Linked DNA regions of Homo sapiens: region 1 is linked to region 2. Evidence: read pairs that join two places in POLR2A ChIA-PET (ENCODE). Cell type or tissue: A673. All regions are shown on one strand. Each heading gives the region's core, and the rest is flanking DNA. Links, peaks and the distances in the headings are about the cores only.

What was found. Peaks named below come from ENCODE experiments on the same cell type or tissue, not always from the same donor. Only the 100,000 strongest peaks of a DNase experiment are listed, where the experiment ranks them.
Region 1: POLR2A ChIA-PET joins it to region 2 with 14 read pairs; 2 of 35 experiments call an interaction of 5 or more read pairs at or near these places.

The regions. Positions count from the first base shown.
Region 1 is chr15:34,650,005-34,660,416 of GRCh38, forward strand. LINC02252 (long intergenic non-protein coding RNA 2252) reads right to left here and starts at 5,760. Exons shown (of 4, transcript NR_146869.1): 1 at 5,615-5,760; 2 at 4,294-4,413; 3 at 1,680-1,772; 4 at 1,131-1,258. In A673, for the core only: no CTCF peak of the experiment used is centred there; no DNase peak of the experiment used is centred there.
Region 2 is chr15:34,990,944-35,001,355 of GRCh38, forward strand. The region is part of intron 2 of LOC105370764 (a long non-coding RNA gene); the gene reads left to right. Among named protein-coding and RNA genes, the nearest start is that of ZNF770, 7.9 kb to the left of the region's middle. RefSeq lists enhancers at 2,275-3,474, 2,749-2,798, 3,403-3,452, 3,906-4,577. In A673, for the core only: no CTCF peak of the experiment used is centred there; no DNase peak of the experiment used is centred there.

The DNA of each region.
Region 1 (10,412 bases), core at 829-8,828, 340 kb before region 2:
AAAAGGAAGCCATACATCAAAATACTTGGCCCATGGTAGGTGCTCTTTACATGTTGAATCTTTGCCTAAATTAAAGGACAGTCACTGCTGTATGTTCACCCACGCTGCCTCTTCCCGGGTTCACATAAAGACATTTCCCAGCCTCCCTCTTCTATAAGGTCAAGTGGTCCCTAGAACCACAAGTGATGTGTCTGCAAACCCAGGGGCTACCAGCTTTCTGGACACCTACCCACTAGATGAGTCAGGGCAAGAATAGAAAAACCCTCCCTCCTCCCTCAAAGAAGGGTTATGTCCAGTCAGATGGCTCAGCCACAAGGTATTTTCAACACATGGGGAGGTGGTGTGGGTGGACAGTGACAAGAAGGAGACATTTGCTATGACTGTATTGACTTCTGCCTCCTCATTCTTCTGAAGCAGTCAGCTAGTCAGCTGCTGGAGAACCAGAAGACATAATAATGCAATTCTCAGATGTTTGCTTTCCACTGATATTATGACCCTGGTGTGAGTTGCCATGGCAATTTCAACATATTAGAGCCACATTCTTTTGTTTAAATAATTTTTTTATGTCTTCAGCAGTTTTATGTCTGGAGACATTAGGTGTTGAAATTCTATCCATCCTTACAGACTCTTCAGGATGGAGGTTTCAATCTCCAATGGCCCTGACATTGTCCTCCCAACAGTAGCAGGAGACCTCTTTTGTTAATGACCTATAGTTTCTATATAAGCAAGGTTCTGGGAGCTGAACTGAAGCCCTTAATTCTGGGTATGAATTCAGGCATTTGGGTACACCCTGAGCGGGAGGAAAGAGGTAAAGAGATTACACTCTGTCATAAGAACAATGAAATAATTTATTAGGAGTCAACCACAAAAGCTTGGATTTAGAAGGGCCCATAAATCCTGTCTAGTACAGGCCCCACATTTTGCTGGTGGAAAATGGACACAGAAAGGGCAAATGAGTTGCCCAAAGTCATAGAGCTACTTAGTAGCAAATCTGGAATTAGAATCTGAGTTTCCATACTCAATTTCCAGTTCAATGCCTTTTTTTTACAATACTGTGCTACCTCTAAATGATAGATAACATGAAATTGGATAGTGGGATAGCATAGTATAATTTCCCAAAAAGCTGAAAAGAGGGTGTGCCTTCCTTTAATTAATTATTGAAGAGTTGCCAGTTATTGTTTTGAGCTGGAGTCTTAGGATTATGATTGGGGATATTCCTAGAAATGATGATGAATTCTTTCTTCTTCTATAGACCATGCTGCAGAAACATGTAGGGGTAATTCAAGGGAATTGATTTTGAATGATCACTTTACCCAAAGTCTCTGAAATGTCAGTTTTACAAGAGCAAGCTAAATAACATTTTTTAACATTAAAAGAAGGTAGTCATAGTATACTTGGTTCCAAATTGGCCAACTCTGAGAATTTGCCGACTCTTTTTTTTTTTTTTTTTTTTTTTTTGAGACAGAGTCTTGCTCTGTCACCCAGGCTGGAGTGCAGTGGCGCAATCTCCGCTCACTGCAAGCTCCGCCTCCCGGGTTCACGCCATTCTTCTGCCTCAACCTCCCGAGTAGCTGGGACTACAGGCCCCCGCCAACAGGCCTGGCTAATTTTTTTTTTTTTGTATTTTTAGTAGAGACAGGGTTTCACCGTGTTAGCCTGGATGGTCTCGATCTCCTGACCTCGTGATCCGCCCGCCTTGGCCTTCCAAAGTGCTGGGATTACAGGCGTGAGCCACCGCGCCCAGCTGGGAATTTGCCAACTCTTTATTGCATCTGCAGGGAATTAAAATTGGAGCACCTTCGCAAGTAGCACCTACACACAGGGTGATGATGATGATGATGATAGTGATAAAGGAAAATTTCTTGAACACTTACTATGTACTAGTCACATAGCCAAAGCTAAATGATATGCTAAAGGCTTTAACATTTATTCTCTTATTTAATATTCTCAATAACCCTAAGGGGTAGATATTATTATTATTCTCATTTTATAGATGAGTAAATTGAGTTTTAGCTAGGCCCCATGGCTTCAAAAAGGTAGATGTGGTATTTACATTCAGATGGCCCTAAAGGCTGTCTACATGCTATTTTGCATGTAAATTAGAGGAACAGCATTTTAGAGCTGGAAGTGAACATGCCATCCAATGCCTTCCTTTCAAAGATGAGGAAGTGGAAGTGGAATGGTTTGTTCAAAGTTTCATAACTTATGACAGATCCCAGGGTTCCATGCCTAAAAAGAATGTCCTGTACTGGATCACTGAAAAGGAGTTTCCTTTTTGACCTCATCTTTGACGGTGCTTCTTGTCAGCAGCTTTCCAGATCTTTAAGGAGACCCATTTAGCTGTGGATTAATACATCAGCTACAATCTTGGGCTGTTTATTTAACCTCTCTCTGTCTCACTTTCCTTGTCTGTAAAGTGGAGAGAGCAGCTTCACAGTTGATGTGAGTATATATATACAGTACTTGGCACTGTACAATACAAGCTCTGCCCAGGTGTAATCTATTATTATAAATGTGTGGACAAGTGGCAATAGAGGTGAGGGAAAAGGATCAGTTCTCTTAAATTATGCAAGTGGCACCCTGGCAGAATATTGAAGCTGGGTGGCCATCAGCCAAGAACTTTTCCTTATGAAGTTTACTCAGCCTCCAGCCTTTGATGCCATTCCTTACCTGTTCCTCCTCTTCAAAGTACATTATTATCATTTTCATGACTATTATTATTTTCCTATCTGTCTTTTATAATTGTGCTAGTTATGATGTTATGGTAGGAAGAAGATGTAATTATTTACACAGCCCTGCATTTCCCATTATTGACCTTCTAAGAAGGCTGAATTCTAAGAAATAGACTTTGTTTTGCACAGGGGGATAAAATGTGTTATTTGGGCCCCTGCCATGAGATAATGAGTTTGAGGAGGAAGGAAGGGGTGGGGCTGAATTCTGCCTCCACTCCTGGGGCCAGGTCTCTAGCTCTGGCAGCTCATAGGAAGGGGCACTCTTTTCTAATTCATCTGAGAGTTGCCTATGTCCATTGTCATGTCCAGTAGGGTCACCTTTTGTCAATTTGCCCGAAGAGGGTGCTTTTCTTAAATTCACAAAGTTGAATTACTGCTAGGTGCTAGCAGTAGATTTTTACTCACTTTCTTCATGACTTCATTCACTTAAACCCAAAAGCATTTATTTTATTTTATTTTTATTATTTATACTTTAAGTTCTAGGGTACATGTGCACAACGTACAGGTTTGTTACATATGTATACATGTGTCATGTTGGTGTGCTGCACCCCTTAACTTGTCATTTATATTAGGTCTATCTCCTAATGCTATCCCTCCCCCCTCCCCCCACCCCACAACAGGCCCTGGTGTGTGATGTTCCCCTTCCTGTGTCCAAGTGTTCTCATTGTTCAATTCCCACCTATGAGTGAGAACATGCAGTGTTTCGTTTTCTGTCCTTGCAATAGTTTGCTGAGAATGATGGTTTCCAGCTTCATTCATGTCCCTACAAAGGACATGAACTCATCATTTTTATGGCTGCATAGTATTCCATGGTGTATATGTGCCACATTTTCTTAATCCAGTCTATCATTGTTGGACATTTGGGTTGGTTCCAAGTCTTTGCTATTGTGAATAGTGCCGCAATAAACATACGTGTGCATGTGTCTTTATAGCAGCATGATTTATATTCCTTTGGGTATATACCCAGTAATGGGATGACTGGGTCAAATGGTATTTCTAGTTCTAGATCCTTGGGGAATCGCCACACTGTCTTCCACAATTAAACCCAAAAGCATTTAAATAAGACAAGTTGAGTTTTTGTTTTTTACCACAACTTAAGTTATGATTCTCGTTTCTAAAGGTAAAAGTCTCTTTTCTATCAGAAAAAAATGAATTCCTTTTATACTTATCATGTATAATGTATGAGGACTAAAATAGAATCGGTAATCCCACAAGACCAAGAACTGCAAACTATTGGCATTTTCCCACTTAGAGGGAATGAAAGTACTGAACGTTTAGGGAGGGTTAAGCCAGTCCCTTCCATGCTTAGTTTGATAAGATGCTTACTAAAGTTCTCTCTACTTTAGCAGGAGAGACACCTTGTAGAATACTTTTGTGAACCACAGGTACATCCCCACCATGTGATCTGAGGGCCGAGTGCTACACTACAGGTGCTGGCTCAGCTTGTTGCTGAGCCAGTAAGATCCATGGAGAGGCAATTAGATAAGAATCATAAGCTGCCCCAGAGAGCACCATGAATTAAACACTAGAGACCCTAAACACAGAAGCTACTTCCACTTACCATCTACTTCACTTTTTTCGTCTTTAATTTGGGTTGAAAACTTCTGAAATGTTGTTGGCATTCCTATGGGGCCTTTCAGTTTTCAGATACTCCCTTTTATCAGAAGTTACTGGCTGTCTACTGTGATAAATAAATAAATAAATAAACTTTTTTTAGTGCTTTCTATGGCAATTAGATATCCCACTTCCAGTGCTTGCCTTCACTTTTCACTTTCAAAACCCAACAACAGAGAACACTAACAGCCACGCTGGACTTTATATTTTCAAAGTGTTTCACATCTATTTTACCTATTGATTTTCAAAGAATTTTTGACTTAGGTAGATCGGATATGTTCTCTCTATTTCGAAAGCGAAGTAACATCTCAGTAGTTAACTGACTTGCCCAAGTTCACATAGCTAGATAATGACAGAGTAGAACTATCTCTCCTGTTGGCTGATTCAGTTCTTTTTACCACCGTATCTATAAGGCAAAGTGGCAAGTGCGAAGAGTTCTGGGGTTGGAGATTTGTGACCTTGAAAACCACAACTTTACTGTTGTTCCAAATATAAAAACTACAGTTGGAGGTAGGGATGCTGCGTTACTACAGTCCGGTGAGATAATTTGATTTTCAGTCCTAACTCAGCACTGTGCCCTTGTTCATGGTACTTAGTATCAATGAGCCTCCATTGTTGTGTCTGTAATACCTTCCTTACTAGCTAAGGAAAATGAAATAGTGTATGTAAAGGGCCTAGTATATTTTCTGGCATATACTAAATGCTCAGTAAGTGCTCATTAGGATTAATATTATTCCAGCAGTCTCTAGTCTTTCTTTTGGAGCACATCTTTCCACAAGCTTACATTCTTGTACTAAGAAAACTTAGGAGACTTTGAATTGGGCAACAACAGAGATTAGTGGGTGTCCTGTCTAGCTCAACTATCTGGATTACGCTAGCTTTTGGTTGTCTTTGTCAAAGCTTATTTTCCACTCTATAGAGATAGAAGTTAAGTTGTAGAAAACCAGTGGTAATGTAAATGTTTCTCGTCTATATGATTCCTGTATATGGCAATGCAAATGGATTTTGTCTGGTAGAAAATATAAATCTCTATCTTCATTTGAGCAAGTTGTAACATCTTACTAGTTACCTCATTAACTAGCGAGTTAAATAAAATCTTTGACACATGTTCATTCTGTAACTGTGTGAGTCATGGTTACATCCTCTTTTAAAAATTATCCTTTAATGCTTCCCAGTGCCTATCTTCTACTTACCCTACTTCCTTTACTTACTTTGTACAGTGCTTATCTTCTACTTACCTCAGTTCCCAGTGCCTATCTTCTGCTTACCTTACTGCCATGGCTGCTCCCAGCTGCGCACCCACACACTCAGCCATTCCAGCCCAGTCTCCATATACATCCACTGGCACTACCCTAGTAGCTGCTATTCAGGCTGTGGGGTTTATTAAAGTAGATCCAATGCAGATAAAAATCACTGGTAACCAAGTTCTGAAACAGAATGGGGACTAAAATTTGAAAATCAAATGGACTTGTTTGAATATTTGAAGAGCTTAATTGTTCTGATGCTTGAGGAAGTAAGTCTTAGCGCTTGTGTCAGACACTTGCCTTGACACTTGAAACGGAATATGTGAAGACCTGTACCTACAGGGAGTATGCATACAGATTCTGAGGGCCTGGCAGAAAGAGGTACTCACTACTCCGCGTTCTACAGTATAGCTGCCTAAGTAGATTTTAGACTCCTTTCTCCCTTCTCAAAGATACTGCCTCAAGCAAGAAAACAGATTTAATAGACCAATGGAATGATTCTAAGCCAGAAAATCTCATGGGTATGGATAGTCTGTGAAACAGAAAAAAAAAATGTATTCAAACTTTTTTTCTCCTTGTGTTCTAAGTCATAGTGTCAGTGTCAGAGGCATTTGAACCAGAGCAACTCCATCTTGAACAGGGGCCGGGTAAAATAAGGCTGAGACGTACTGAGCTGCATTCCCAGGAGGTTAGATATTCTTAGTCAGAGGATGAGATAGGAGGTCGGCACAGGTACAGGTCACAAAGACCTTGCTGATAAAACTGGATGTGGTAAAGAAGCTGGCCAAAACCCACCAAAACCAAGATGGCAATGAAAGAGACCTCTGGTCATCCTCACTGTTCATTATACACTAATTATAATACATTAGCGTGTTAAAATACACTCCTACCAGCTCCATGGCAGTTTACAAATGCCATGGCAATGTCCAAAAGTTACTCCATATAGTCTAAAAAGGGAAGGAACCCTCAGGTCTGGGAAATCCCCTGCCCTTTCCCTGAAAATTCATGAATAATCCACCCCTTGTTTAGCATATAATCAAGAAATAACTGTAAGTATACTCAGTTGAGTAGCTCAGTTGAGCATACCAGTGCCCTGCCTAAGGAGTAGCCATTCTTTTATTCCTTTACTTTCTCGCTTTCACTTTACTTTCTTCCTTACTTGCTTTCACTTTACTCTGTGAACTTGCCCCGAATTCTTTAATGCGCGAGGTCCAAGAACCCTCTCTCGGGATCTGGATTGGGATCCCTTTCTGGTAAAAATAGTATTGTGCCTGTTTTGTGAAGAGAGAAGGGATCCAGAAGTGACTGCATAGAAACAGCAGACAGGACATCCCCACGGTTGAACTTTAAATAAGAGTAAAATGCAAAAGTTAAGTCTCGAAAAATAAAGTGTTTTGCGCATGGACTTGATCATAGTTTTTGTTACTATGCCTTGGGTAAAGAGTTTTAAAAGAATTTCCTTTTTGTCAATCTTCCCTAAGATACAGAAATAGAAGTCTTTAGAGCAGATGCTGTTTTTTTACTACTATCATAAACTAGCAACTGGTTTCAAATATGGTTTTTCCACTTCTGCTGTCTTTACATTGTCATTCACTTGTTTACTCAACTTTTAACAAACCTTTACAAAATGCCTATTCTGTACCAGCTACTATGCTTGACACTAGGAATAAAGATATAAAAATCACTTTTTCTGCTCTCAAGGAACACGGTCTATCAGGATGGACAAACTAGTAAACACAAATTATAATATGGTAAAATATGTGCTATGCTACTTCAAAAACAAAGTGCTATGAAAGTATGCAGAACAAAGACAAAGAAGTCAGGGAATGCTTCCCAGAGCAGGTGATGTATGATGTCCACACACTGAAAAACACTGGGTGGTGCTGGATACCCAAATGGGGGGCTTAAACTAAGAGACTTGTGGAGATTTTATTAAAAAGTGGACAGATTTAAGATATACTACAGAGGTAGACTGGATCAGAAGCATCCTCACACTGGATGTGTGGTTGAGGAAGAGGATGGTGTCCAGGATGACTGTTGGAAATCTGCCTGGTGCAGCTGCATATCCAGATTGTCAGTTACCAAGATAAAGAAAGCCGAGGGAGGATGAGTTTGTACAGGGTGCAGGGTGGAAATCAGTTTAGTTCGAATGTGCTGAGTCTGAGGTGCTAATGAGACAGACAGGTGGAGGAGGTGAGTAGCCTGTTTGAATATGCACATATTAATTTAAAGTAGAGGGCTTAGGTTGCAATGAAGAATTGGGTGTCATCAGCCTCAGAGTGATTGGATGAAATCACCTAGGGAAAGATTAAACGGAGAGAAGAGCAAAGCACCTAGGACTGATCATATCATAAGGAACTTTGGGATGATATGTTGAGTCTACAGTGTAAGCCAAGAAGGAGTGGCCAGTGAGGTAAGTGGAAATCCGGGAAAGTATACTGTCATGAAACCTAAGACAAAGACATTTTCAAGAAGGAAGATGCTAAGAGTTTAGGTAAGATGGGAGGTAGAGAATTAATCATTGGCTTTGGCAACATTAAGTTTACTGGTATATTAACCAGGGGTCTCCAGGAAAATGGAACCAACAGTATGTATAAATATATACAGAGAATCCAAAGGTGTAGGAGAAATTGCCTAAATAAAATAAATATACATAAGAATCTCCATAGAGAGATTAATTTTAAGAAGTTGACTCATGCAATTGTGGAGGCTGGCAAGCTCAAAATCTGCAGGGCAGGCCAGCAGGCTGGAGACCCAGGGAAGAGTTGCAGTTTGAGTCTAAAGGCAGTCTGCTGGCAGAATTTCTTCTTCTTACAGGGAGGTGAGTCTCTTTCTATTAAGGCCTTCAACTGACTGGATGAGGCCACCCACACTATAGAGAGCAGTCTGCTTAACTCGAAGTTTACTTACTGATTCAAATGTTAATTTTATCTAAAAAATACCTTCACATTCTGCAAGAGCTGGGACTTAAAAAAAAAAAAGGTAAAACAACAAAAATAAATAAATAAATACCTTCACAGAAGCATTTAAAATGACATTTGACCAAAATCAGGGTACTATGGCCTTGCCAAATTGACACATAAAATTAACCATCACAGTTGGTAAACTCATCAAGAGGCCTTTCTGTTGATGGTGGAGGCAAGAACCAGATTGTAATGGATTGAAGTGCTAAGGGGAAGTAAGGAAGTATTGTGGACTCATCATTCTCAAACTTGGCTGAATTTAAGAATACCTGGGAAGTCTGTAAGAATCTCAATAACCAGGCATCACCCCATATCAATTACATAGGAATCTCCATAGATGGGTCTCAGGCATCAGTGTGCCAAACCTGAGAAGCACTAATATAAATCAGGGCTTCTCAAACTTTAAAGCGCATATACATTTTCTAGTAGGTCTGAAGTGGGGCCTGAGATCCTGCATTTCTAACTAGAGCTCCCACTAATGCCAGTGCTGCTGATCCATAGGCTGCACTTTGAGTAGTGAGGATACAGATGACTCTTTTCAGTAAATTTGAATGAAAGGCATAGTGAAATAGAGGAGTAGCTTGAGGGAAGTATTAAGTCAAGGAAGGATTATTACTGTTGTTGTTGTTGCTATTTGAAAAGTATATTTGTACAGTAGTGGGAGTGGTGGAGGGAAGATAAAGAGAGGTTAACAATGTGAGAGAGATGGGAACACTAAAAAAGAAAGTTCTTGAGGGGGCAAGAAGAGCAGGATCCTGAGTACAGGTAGAGTCCCAACAGACAAGGAACCAGCTTGCTGGGAAGGAAGGAGGAGGAAGCATTGTGCACAGGTCCAAAGGAAGAGGTATAGGAGAAATTGCCTGCCAGTGAACTGCAAGTGTTCTGCATGGTAAAAGCATAGAAACCATTTGGAGGACTGGAGTGAGAAGAAAGTGGAGAAGACAGAGGCCAAATCATAGAAGGCCCCGTGAGCCATACCAGGAGCTAGGCTTTTTCCCCAAAGGTACTGGGGAGCGGTTGAAGAGTTATCACATGGACTTTAGGATCAGATTTGCATTTCATTCTGAGATGTGCATTTTATTCAAAGAACGGAGGATGCACTAGGGAAAGAAGTATGATCATGCAAACAACAGAATCATTTAAGATATTGTTACAATAATCCATTTGAGAAATATCACCTCCAAAAATGCACAAAAGTATGATGGCTAAGATGAAGAATTAAAAAAAAAAGATTTGGAGTGATGTTTTTGAGAGACATTAATATGAGTGGGTTGGAGAAACAGCTGAGCAGAGAGGCCACTGGAGAACCAATGGTGATGGAGAACAAAGACATTCAGAAGCTAAATGACTCAGAGAGAGAGAGAGAGAGAGAGAGAGAGAGAGAGAAAGTAATAGAGCAGAAAACTTGAGATGTATAAATAAAGAGCATGGAACATAGAGAAGGTGAGGCACAAACATGAAGGACTGAAGAGGCATTGGGAGCCTCCCTCCAGTGGGCCTCCTCCACTTTGGTGACTCTGGAGAGGGTTGGTAATGTGAGCATTTCCAGTGAAATATAGACCTGGTAGACATGAGCCTGGGACCCAGGAATCCCCTGAAGAGGGCCATGGACTGGCAGCAAGGAGATAAGAGGTCATTGAAATGGGACTGAATGAATTCTTGCTCACTCCTAAGATGCAGCACCTGCAGGTTGGCTTTAGGAAAGCTGGCAGGCTGAGCACAGTAGCAAAACCAACTTCACCTCTCCTGTATCACGACTGATTAAGTGTCAGGTTTTGCAGCCAGAGAGATCCGGGTTCAGATTCCAGCTTTGCCAGTCTCAGCATTTTTAGCTATAAAACAGGAATAATGATACGCCC
Region 2 (10,412 bases), core at 936-8,935:
GTCTTCATAGATTTTATATTCTACTGAAGGAGACAGACAACAGATCAAATAAGTTAAAATATATAATATGTTAAATATTAGTAAGAACTGAGGAGAAAAGCACAGAAGAGGGCTGTGAAGATTTGAGGGTGTGGGTGGGGATGCTGGCATTTTAGTAGATGGCCAGAGATGGCCTTAATGAGAAGTTCTGTGATTTTTTTTTTTTTTAATACAGAGTCTTGCTCTGTCACTCAGGCTGCAGTGCATTGGCACGATCTCAGCTCACTGCAACCTCTGCCTCCCAGGTTCAAGTGATGCTCCTGCCTCAGCCTCCCAAGTAGCTGGGACTGTAGGTGCCTGCCACCATGCCCGGCTAATTTTCGCATTTTTAGTATTTCGCATTTTTAGCACCATGTTGGCCAGGCTGGTCTTGAACTCCTGATCTCAGGTGATTCATCTGCCTCGGCCTCCCAAAGTGCTGGGATTACAGGCATGAGCCACTGCACTCAGCCTAGTTCTGTGATTGTTGAGTTGAAACCTGGTGGAAATGAGAGACTGCCTTTCCCATGGGAGACAGTAGGAGGCAGGGATAAAAATGAGTAGTAACTTGCTTAGTGGGCAAGAGAGTGTGTTTTTGGAGGAGGGTGGGGAAAGGAAAGATAGGCAGAGAATATTCCAACCACAACAGACACACAGTGAGAAAAGGCATGGCAAACAGGAAATACAAGTAGTTGCTGGAGTGTGAAGTACAGGTTGGGAAAGTGGGGAGTGGCAGGAGAGTCACTCACGCAGGAAATAATTTGGAGCACCTACTGCTCACCAGGTTCTTAACAAGAAGCTCAGAAAGTTGTTATATGCAAATGTTTTCTTTTTAAAAATTTTCTTCTTCTTTTTCTATCTTTTATCCAAATAATTGTACTTGATTCTCTAGTTTCTCTTCAGATCCTATAAATCTTTCATCTTTTACCAAAATAATTGTACTTCAAAGGAGTCCATAATTTTAGGATATTTTGTATGTTTTTTGGAATATTTTAAAAACAGAGTTTTTTTTTAACTTTTTTTTGAGATGGAGTTCTGCTCTTGTTGCCCAACCTGGAGTGCAATGGCACGATCTCGGCTTACTACACCCTCCGGCTCCTAGGTTCAAGCGATTCTCCTGCCTCAGCCTCCCGAGTAACTGGGATTATAGGCACGCGCCTCCACGCCTGGCTAATTTTTTTTTTTTTTTTTTTTTTTTTTTTTTTTTTTTTTTGTAGAAACGGAGTTTCACCATGTTAGCCAGGCTGGTCTCAAACTCCTGACCTCAGGTGATCCGCCCACCTTGGCCTCCCAAAGTGCTGGGATTACAGGCATGAGCCACCATACCCGGCTAAAAAACAGACACTTTTTGAAATTGACTTTTAATGGTGTTAAAGCTGCCTTCTGCCCTAAGTGACAGGCTGGCAAGGAGCTCACATCTCCTGGTTCCATCCCGTCTCTCTTATCTTTCCTTTCTCCTCTTCCCATTCCCTCTGTGGAACAACATACAAAGTCATCTGCTTGCCTTCTGCAGATAGTCCACCCAAATCTGTACCCCTCAGGTGTTAGTTTCTACCCCCAAGCAACTGTCAAAGAATTTTTTCAACAAAGAAATCCTTCTTTCTTTCTTTTTTTTTTTGGGGGGAGGGGAGATGGAGTTTTGCTCTTGTTGCCCAGGCTGGAATGCAATGGCGTGATCTTGACTCACCGCAACCTCCGCCTCCCGGGTTCAAGTGATTCTCCTCCCTCAGCCTCCCGATTAGCTGGGATTACAGGCATGCGCCACCGTGCCCAGCTAATTTTGTATTTTTAATAGAGACGGGGTTTCACCATGTTGGTCAGGCTGGTCTCGAATTCCGGACCTGAGGTTATCTGCCCACCTTGGCCTCCCAAAGTAGAAATCCTTATTTCTTAAGATGATTTTTGGTGAATAGAACCCTCTCCTTCCCATCATATACTGTACTTCCTTGAGAATAATACTTGCAACTTCTTGTACATTGTGCTACACAACTTCTGAGAGCATTGTGGTGTAGGAGTGGGGCAGCTGGGAGCAGGGAGAGGGTGGAGGATAAGTTGAGATCAGAAGATGAAGCACAATACGGCTGTACTGTATTTTACTTAGGACAGTTGGACTGTCTACAGCTCACAGGCTAGCCCCAGTCTCCTAAAGGATTGCTGGAAATCTCTAAAGCTCCATTAGTGATAATACCTATTGGATTTCTGGGTCTGGTTAGGTATTGCACTGTTCCACACCCCGACTCCTGCCCCACTTCCTCACTTCCCATGTGTTGGTTCAAATTCGGTAGTATTGAGGTTCCAGAGTTACCTGGAAGCAGGCAGAAATCCCCCATAGGGTTTTGACCGTACTTGTTCATCCTTAGAGTCAAGACCAACCTCTCGACACCACTGAATGCACCCCTTGTAACCACTCAAAGGGTCCACCTTGCCCACTGCCTAGACAGAGCTAATTTATCAAGACAGGGGAATTGCAGTAGCGAAGAGTTTAATTCACACAGAACTGGTTGTACAGGAGACTGGAGTTTTATTATTACTCAAATCAGCCTCCTCGAGAATTCGGGAATCAGAGTTTTTAAGGATAATTTGGTTGGGGCAGGGGCAGTGAATCGGGAGTGCTGATTGGTTGACTCACAGATGAAATCATAGAGAGTTGAAACTGTCCTCTTATACTGAGTCATTTCCTTGGTGGAGGCCACAAGACCAGATGAGCCAGTTTATTGATCTGGGTGGTGCTAGCCGATCCATGAAGTGTAGGGTCTACAAAATACGTCAAGCACTGATCTTAGGTTCTACAATAGTTATGTTATTCCCAGGAACAATTTGAGGAGGTTCAGAATCTTGCCACTTCCAGCTGCATGACTCCTAAACCATAATTTCTAATCCTGTAGCTAATTTGTTAGTCCTTTAAAAAAAAAGCAGTCTAGCCCCCCAGGCAGGAAGGGTGTTTATTTTGGGAAAGAGCTGTTATTGTCTTTGTTTCAAAGCTAAACTATAAACTAAGTTCCTCCCAAAGTTCATTGGGCCCACACCCAAGAATGAACAAGCACAACTTGAAGGTTTGAAAGTAAGATGGAGTCGATTAGGTCAACCACAATTTTCTCAGTTGTAATTTTTGCAAAGGCGGTTTCACTCTGACTCTTAGGACAAGGGTCTGAGCCAACCAAGGAGGGTGGGAGGAACGATAGTTTTTGCTTATGGAGTCAAGTGAGCTTGACATTGTGACTTTCTCCTGTTTCTGGATCTTACTTTCTGGAGGCCGGTGATAAGAGTTCTCACAGGTAGAGTCTACCAAAAAAAAAAAATGCCCTTCTTCACAAAAGCCAGAACAGACTAAGCATTTCCTTTCTCAGTCCCCATCTGCAAGTAGTGTTGTGGGCTTTAAGTCTGTCTCCGGTGTCTGCCAGATTCTAGGGGTAAATATATGAGATGTTACTGATCTCTTCTGGCTTCCCAATTAGGTAAATACTTAGTAAGCATGATTTTTATTTAAGGTCCCGGGCTTTTTTGTTGTGTTCTCTGACCCAAAGTAAGAACTTACTTACCTTATGATCAACGGTTTTAGTAGTTAGAAATCTGAACTCAGGTGGCTAAAGGTAATCTTCCTCATTGACAGCTCTGTATGGCTGGAATGGTGCCTCTGTTTCTAACACTAAACAGTTTTTTTTTGTTTTGTTTTGTTTTGAGACAGTCTCGCTCTGTCCCCCAGGCTGGAGTGCAATGGTGCAATCTCAGCTCACTGCAACCTCTGCCTCCCGGGTTCCACCAATTCTCCTGCCTCAGCCTCCCGAGTAGCTGGGATTACAGGCACACGCCACCATGCCTGGCTAATTTTTGTGTTTTCAGTAGAAACGGGGTTTCATCATGTTGGCCAGGCTGGTCTCCAACTCTTGACCTCGTGATCCACCTGCCTCGGCCTCCCAAAGTGCTGGGATTACAGGCGTGAGCCACTGCGCCCAGCCTGAACAGTTCTCTTAATACTCAGTCTTCTCTCTCCCTCCCCTTTAATGACTTCTTGAAGAACAAGAGGTGGGGAGGATATCTCAAGTTTTCACAGGAAGTTTTGAGCTTATCCAGCAATGCTTTGCTTTAAGTTCCTCCCATAGCAACTTGTTCCAACAAGCCTGATTTTTCCAAATGGCTTCCCAACAGCAAAGTAGAATGGTTTGTTTCTAAAGCCTCTTAAGTGTTAACACAATTGCAAAACAAAGGTCATTTCTCCTTCCAGCTGTTACATTGTCAGAAACTCTACTTACAAATCCAGGCAATTTATCACATTGCCAAGTATTGTTAAGCATTCAGGTACTCAGCGTACCCTGAGAGGTGCATTGACAGATTTGCAATCAAATAAATTCCTAATTCTGGAATTAATTCAATTAATTATTAATTATTGTTCACACCCCCACTGACACCCCTGTAATATTAATATTTTAGGGGAACATAAAAATCTTCCTTTCTTCATTACCTAAAAATGTCTGTATTTCTTGTGGCATAAAGCATTCACTAGTAGTCCTAATAGGCAGTTTCAAGTTTAGAGTCTAATCTATAAGCCTGATAGTATAAGGGACTCTGTCTCAGTTGAAGAAGCAAGCATGATAGAAACCTTTAATCAGCCCTGTAATGAGTTGAAATCTGTCCTGTGTCCCTTAAAAAGATATATTCCAGTCCTAACCCTGAGTAGCTTTGAATGTGGCTTTATTTGGATAAGAGACTTTGCAGATGTAATTAAGGATTTTCAGTGTGAAATCATCTAGGTTTTAGAATGAACCGTAAATCCAATGACTGGTGTCCTTATGAAAAGCAGGATATTTCCCTGACCCCTTCATGGGCAGAAACTGGAGTACACAGGGACTAGAACTAGCTGGCCACTTTGGTGCCGGCAGGGGCAGACTCAATTAACTTGGTCCCTCCGGGATCTACCCCTTGCTGGAGGTGAAGTACAGATGAATAGGTTCAGGAGCTGGCGTGAGCATTTTTGGGCACCAGCAGGAGCAAAACTCCATGCAGCCCCCACTGCAGTGGCTGGGGGGTTGTCTGTGACCTATGAAGCTGCAGAAGGAGTGTTTCAGTGCCCTTTTAGCTTTGCAGTCTGTGGACAGCAGTGGAGGGTCAGTGTGACAGCCTTTTGCACCTGCACTCATGGCACCCAAATTCTTGTCTGACATCCAGGAGGAATGAGGTCGCATGAATGACTTGAAGATGGTAGATGTGGATTTTTTTTTTTTTTTAACGAGATTTGCTCTTGTTGTCCAGGCTGGAGTGCAATGGTGCGATCTCGGCTCACCGCAACCTCAGCATCCCCGGTTCAAACGATTCTCTTGCCTCAGCCTCCGGAGTAGCTGGGATTACAGACATGTGCCACCATGCCTGGCTAATTTTGTAGTTTTAGTAAAGATGGGGTTTCTCCATGTTGGTCAGGCTGGTCCCGAACTCCCGACCTCAGGTGATCCGCCTGCCTCGGCCCCCAAAGTACCAAGATTACAGGTGTGAGCCACTGCACCTTGCCAATTTCTGTTATTTTATTTTATTTATTTATTTATTTTTTTTTTTTTTTGAGACGGAGTCTCGCTCTGTTGCCCAGGCTGGAGTGCAGTGGCGCGATCTCGGCTCACTGCAAGCTCCGCCTCCCGGGTTCACGCCATTCTCCTGCCTCGGCCTCCCAAGTAGCTGGGACTACAGGTGCCCGCCACCATGCCCGGCTAATTTTTTGTATTTTTAGTAGAGACGAGGTTTCTCCATGTTAGCCAGAATGGTCTCGATCTCCTGACCTCGTGATCCACCCAACTCGGCCTCCCAAAGTGCTGGGATTACAGGCGTGAGCCACTGCGCCTGGCCCTATTTTATTTTTTTTTTGAGACAGAGTCTTGCTCTGTCCCTCAGGCTGGAGTGCAGTGGTGCAGTCTCGGCTCACTACAACCTCTGCCTCCCAGGTTCAAGCAGTTCTCCTACCTCAGCCTACTGAGTAGCTGGTATTACTAGCATGAGCCACCACACCTGGCTAATTTTTTTTGTTTGTTTGTTTTAGTAGAGATGGGGTTTCACCACGTTGGCCAGGCTGGTCTTGAACTCCTGGCCTCAAGTGATCTGCCCACCTCAGCCTCCCAAAGTGCTGAGATTACAGGCATGAGCCACCATGCCCGGCCCAATTTCTGTTATTTTAAACCACCCATTTTATGGTACTTTGTTATGGCAGACCTATAAACTCATATCAATCCAATTTTTTTTTCATTCTGCCAGTGAAAAGAGTCAAACTCTGTAAAATATTTGAAGAGATTCATCTTGAGCCCAAATATAACTGACAATGACCCGAGATACAGTCTTAAGAGGTCCTAAGAACATGTGCTCAAGATGGTCAGGCTACAGCTTGGTTTTTGTTTGTTTGTTTTTGAGACAGAGTCTCGCTCTGTCGCCCAGGCTGGAGTGCAGTGGCACCATCTCGGCTCACTGCAACCTCCGCCTCCCAGGTTCAAGCAATTCTCCTGCCTCAGCCTCCCGAGTAGCTGGGACTACAGGCGCCCGCCACCACACCCGGCTAATTTTTTGTATTTTTAGTAGAGAAGAGGTTTCTCTGTGTTAGCCAGGCTGGTCTTGAACTCCTGACCTCAGGTGATCCGCCCATCTCGGCCTCCCAAAGTGCTGGGATTACAGGTGTGAGCCACCATGCCTAGAATGTTTTATACATTTTAGGGAGACATAAGACATCAAGCAATACATGTCAGATGCTCATTGTTCTGGTTCTGTCTGGAAAGGTGGGACAACTCGGAGTGGGGGTTTCCAGGTTATAGGTGAATTCAAATATTTTCTGATTGGCAGTTGGTTGAAAGAGTTAAGCTATTATCTAAAGACCTGGAATTAATAGAAGGGAGTATTTTGGTTAGAATTAGGGATTGTGGAGACCAAGGTTCTTACCATGTGGATGAAGCCTCCAGGTAGCAGGCTTTAGAGAGAATACATTGTAGATCAGGGGTGTTCAATCTTTTGGGTTCCCTAGGCCACACTGGAAGAAGAAGAATTGCCTTGGGTCACACATAGAATATACTAAAAAAAAAATTGCAAGGCCCAGCACAGTGGCTCACGCCTGTAATCTCAGCACTTTGGGAGGCCGAGATGGGCGGATTGCTTGAGGTCAGGAGTTCAAGACCAGCCTGGTTGACACAGTGAAACCTCGTCTCTACTAAAAATACAAAATTAGCCGGGCGTGGTGGTGCATGCCTGTAGTCCTAGCTACTCAGGAGGCTGAGGCAGAAGAATCACTTGAACCAGGGAGGCGGAGGTTGCAGTGAGCCGAGATCGCACCACTGCACCCTAGCCTAGGCAACAGAGCCAGACTCCTTCCTAAAAAAAATAAAAATTGCAAAGAAATCTCATAATGTTTTAAGAAAGTTTACAAATTTGTGTTGGACCACATTCATAGCTGTTTTGGTGCGTGGATTGAACAAGCTTGTTGTAGATGTTCCTTATCAGACTTAGAAAGCTGTCACGCTCTTAGTTAATTGTCTCCTGGATCAGGGAAAAGACCTAGAAAAGGAAGTAGATTCTCTACAGAATGTAGATTTCCCCCACAAGAGACAACTTTGTAGGGCCATTTCAAAATACATCAAAGAAATATATTTGGGGGTAAAATACTTCTATTTTTTTCAGGGCCTACCATCTGTCATGTTGGTATCTTATTGCTACAGTCTGTTTTGTCAGTCTTAAAGTCTCTGTTTTAATGTCAATGCTGGTCAGCTGTGCCTGAATTCCAGCGGGAGAAGAGTATGATGAGGCACGTCCAACTCCCCCTTCCTATCGTGGCCTTAACTAGTTTGGAGGTTAACTTTGGAACGCCCTTGGCTAAGATGAAGGATCCAGTCGGTTGGGGGGCTTAGAATTTTGTTTTTGGTTTACAGTTGCCTCCACAAACATTTATTGAGCACTATCATGTGCCAAGCAGAGAAACAAGAAAATCCTTGTTCTTACAGAGCCTATATTCTGATAGTGATGGTGGTGGGAAAGAGAAAATAAACAAGCAAACAATAAATAAGATAATTTCTAATGGTGAAAACGACTATTAAGACAGAGTGATGTGACAGAGAATATTGAGGTATGGTGGGCTTCTTTAGATTAAGTGGTCAGGGAGGAAGGTCTCTGAGGAGATGATGTTTAAGCTGAAATCTGAATAAAAAGAAAGAGCTGGTGACCGGAAGATCAATCAATGGGAAGAATGTTGCAGGCAGATGTTACAGCTGGTGCAAAGGCTCTTAGGCAGGAATCACCTCAGTGACTGAAGAATAGGTAGAAGGCCAATGGTGGCCAGGCGTGGTGGCTCAAGCCTGTAATCCCAGCACTTTGGGAGGCCAAGGCGTGCAATCACCTGAGGTCAGGAGTTCAAGACCAGCTTGGTCTCTACAAAAATACAAAACAAAAAAAAATTAGCTGGGCATGATGGCAGGTGCCTGTAATCCCAGTTACTTGGGAGGCTGAGGCAGTAGAATCACTTGAACCCGGGAGGCAGAGGTTGCAGTGAGCCAAGATCGTGCTATTGCACTCCAGCCTGAGCAACAGAGTAAGACTCCGTCTCCAAAAAAAAAAAAAAAAAAAAAAAAAAAAAGAAGGCCAGTGGCTCAGCAATGGTGAGCAAGGAGAAAGTGGTACAAAATGCAAGGAGCTCTGAGAAGTGGTAGGGGTCAGATCCTATGCAGTGTTGTAAACTACAGTAAAGAGTTTAGATTTTATTCTAAATGCAATGGGAAACATTTGGAAGACTTTAGGAAAGAAAAGTGGTCTGATTTATGTGTGTGGGTATATATAATATAATATATATATTATATATATTATATATATATTTTTTTCTAGAAACAAGATCTTGCTATGTTGTTCAGGGTGGAGTACAGTGGTGTGATTATAGCTCACTGCAGCCTCCAACTTCTGAGCTCGAGTGATCCTCCTGCCTCAGCCTCCGAGTTTCTAAGACTATAGGCACATGTCACCCACCACACATGGCCAGTTTTTAAATTTTTTTGTAGAGATGGGGTTTCGCTATGTGGCACAGGCTGGTCTTGAACTCCTGGCCTCAAGTGATCCTGCCTCCTTGGCCTCCCAGAGCTGTGGGATTACAGGCTTGAGTCATCGTGCCCAGCCTGATTCGTATTTTTAAATGAACCCTACTGCTGCCATGTTGGAGTTAGTTGAAGGAGTGTGGGGTTGTATTGTATCAGCTTGGCTAAACCGAAATTTTTTGTTTTGTTTTGTTTTGTTTTGTGTTTTTTTTTTTTGAGATGGAGTCTTGCTCTGTCACCAGGCTGGAATGCAGTGGTGTGATCTCGGCTCACTGCAACCTCCGCCTCCCTGGTTCAAGCGATTCTCCTGCCTCAGCCTCCTGAGTAGCTGGGACTACAGGCGCCCACCACCATGCCCAGCTAATTTTTGTATTTTTAGTAGAGACGGGGTTTCACCATGTTGGCCAGGATGGTCTCGATCTCTTGACCTCGCGATCCACCCGCCTCGGCCTCCCAAAGTGCTGGAATTGCAGGCATGAGCCACGGCGCCCGGCCTTTTATTTTTTTTCAAGAATTTCCTTTGCTACCTGACTCAGGATTAGCAAGCCTCATGGGAGGCATTTTGCATGGTATTTGAAAGGTGAGAAGGAAGCAGTAGCTTGTTTTTACACTTGGAAGGTCTGTGCAGGGCACAGGCACCCATCCCAGCTCACCCATGTTTTTGTAATCTGCTGACTCACCTTGCTGGCCTTGGGCAACATCCAGCCCACAGTTCCTTCAACTCCTGCCAGATGTTCTCCTTTAGCTTCTCCAAGTCCCGGGCCAGAAACATGTTTAGCTCCATGACTAAGGGCAGAACATTAGACTATCTGTGGAAGCTTGGAGTTACTGAGAGGTCTGTCCTTGTAGGTTCATGTTTCTCTTTCCAGATGCTAGTTGATCCTTATGTCTTCAGTTTGCATTCATCCTCCCTTCTAAGTACCAGCCCCAACCTCTGGCACCAGGCACATATAGTGTTTAATCAGCTCCCACAGTTTTCTAAGGTGAAAGTCCTACAATAAGTGTATATATATATATATATATATATCAATTTATTTATATTTTATATAAGTGTATTTATATATAATTTACAGTTAAAATTTTTATCAATATTTATATTTTAAATATATTTATATACGTAGATTTTCTATAAAATGTTATATATTATATATTTACATTTTTATGCATAAAACATGTGATTTTTATATATTTGTTTTGTTACATATGTATGTATATGTTTCTCCTGCTTCAGCCTCCAGAGTAGCTGGGATTACAGACACGTGTCACCATGCCCGGCTAATTTTGTATTTTTAGTAGAGTCGGGGTTTCACTGTGTTGCCCAGGCTGATCTCGAACTCCTGACCTCAGGTAATCCACCCGCCT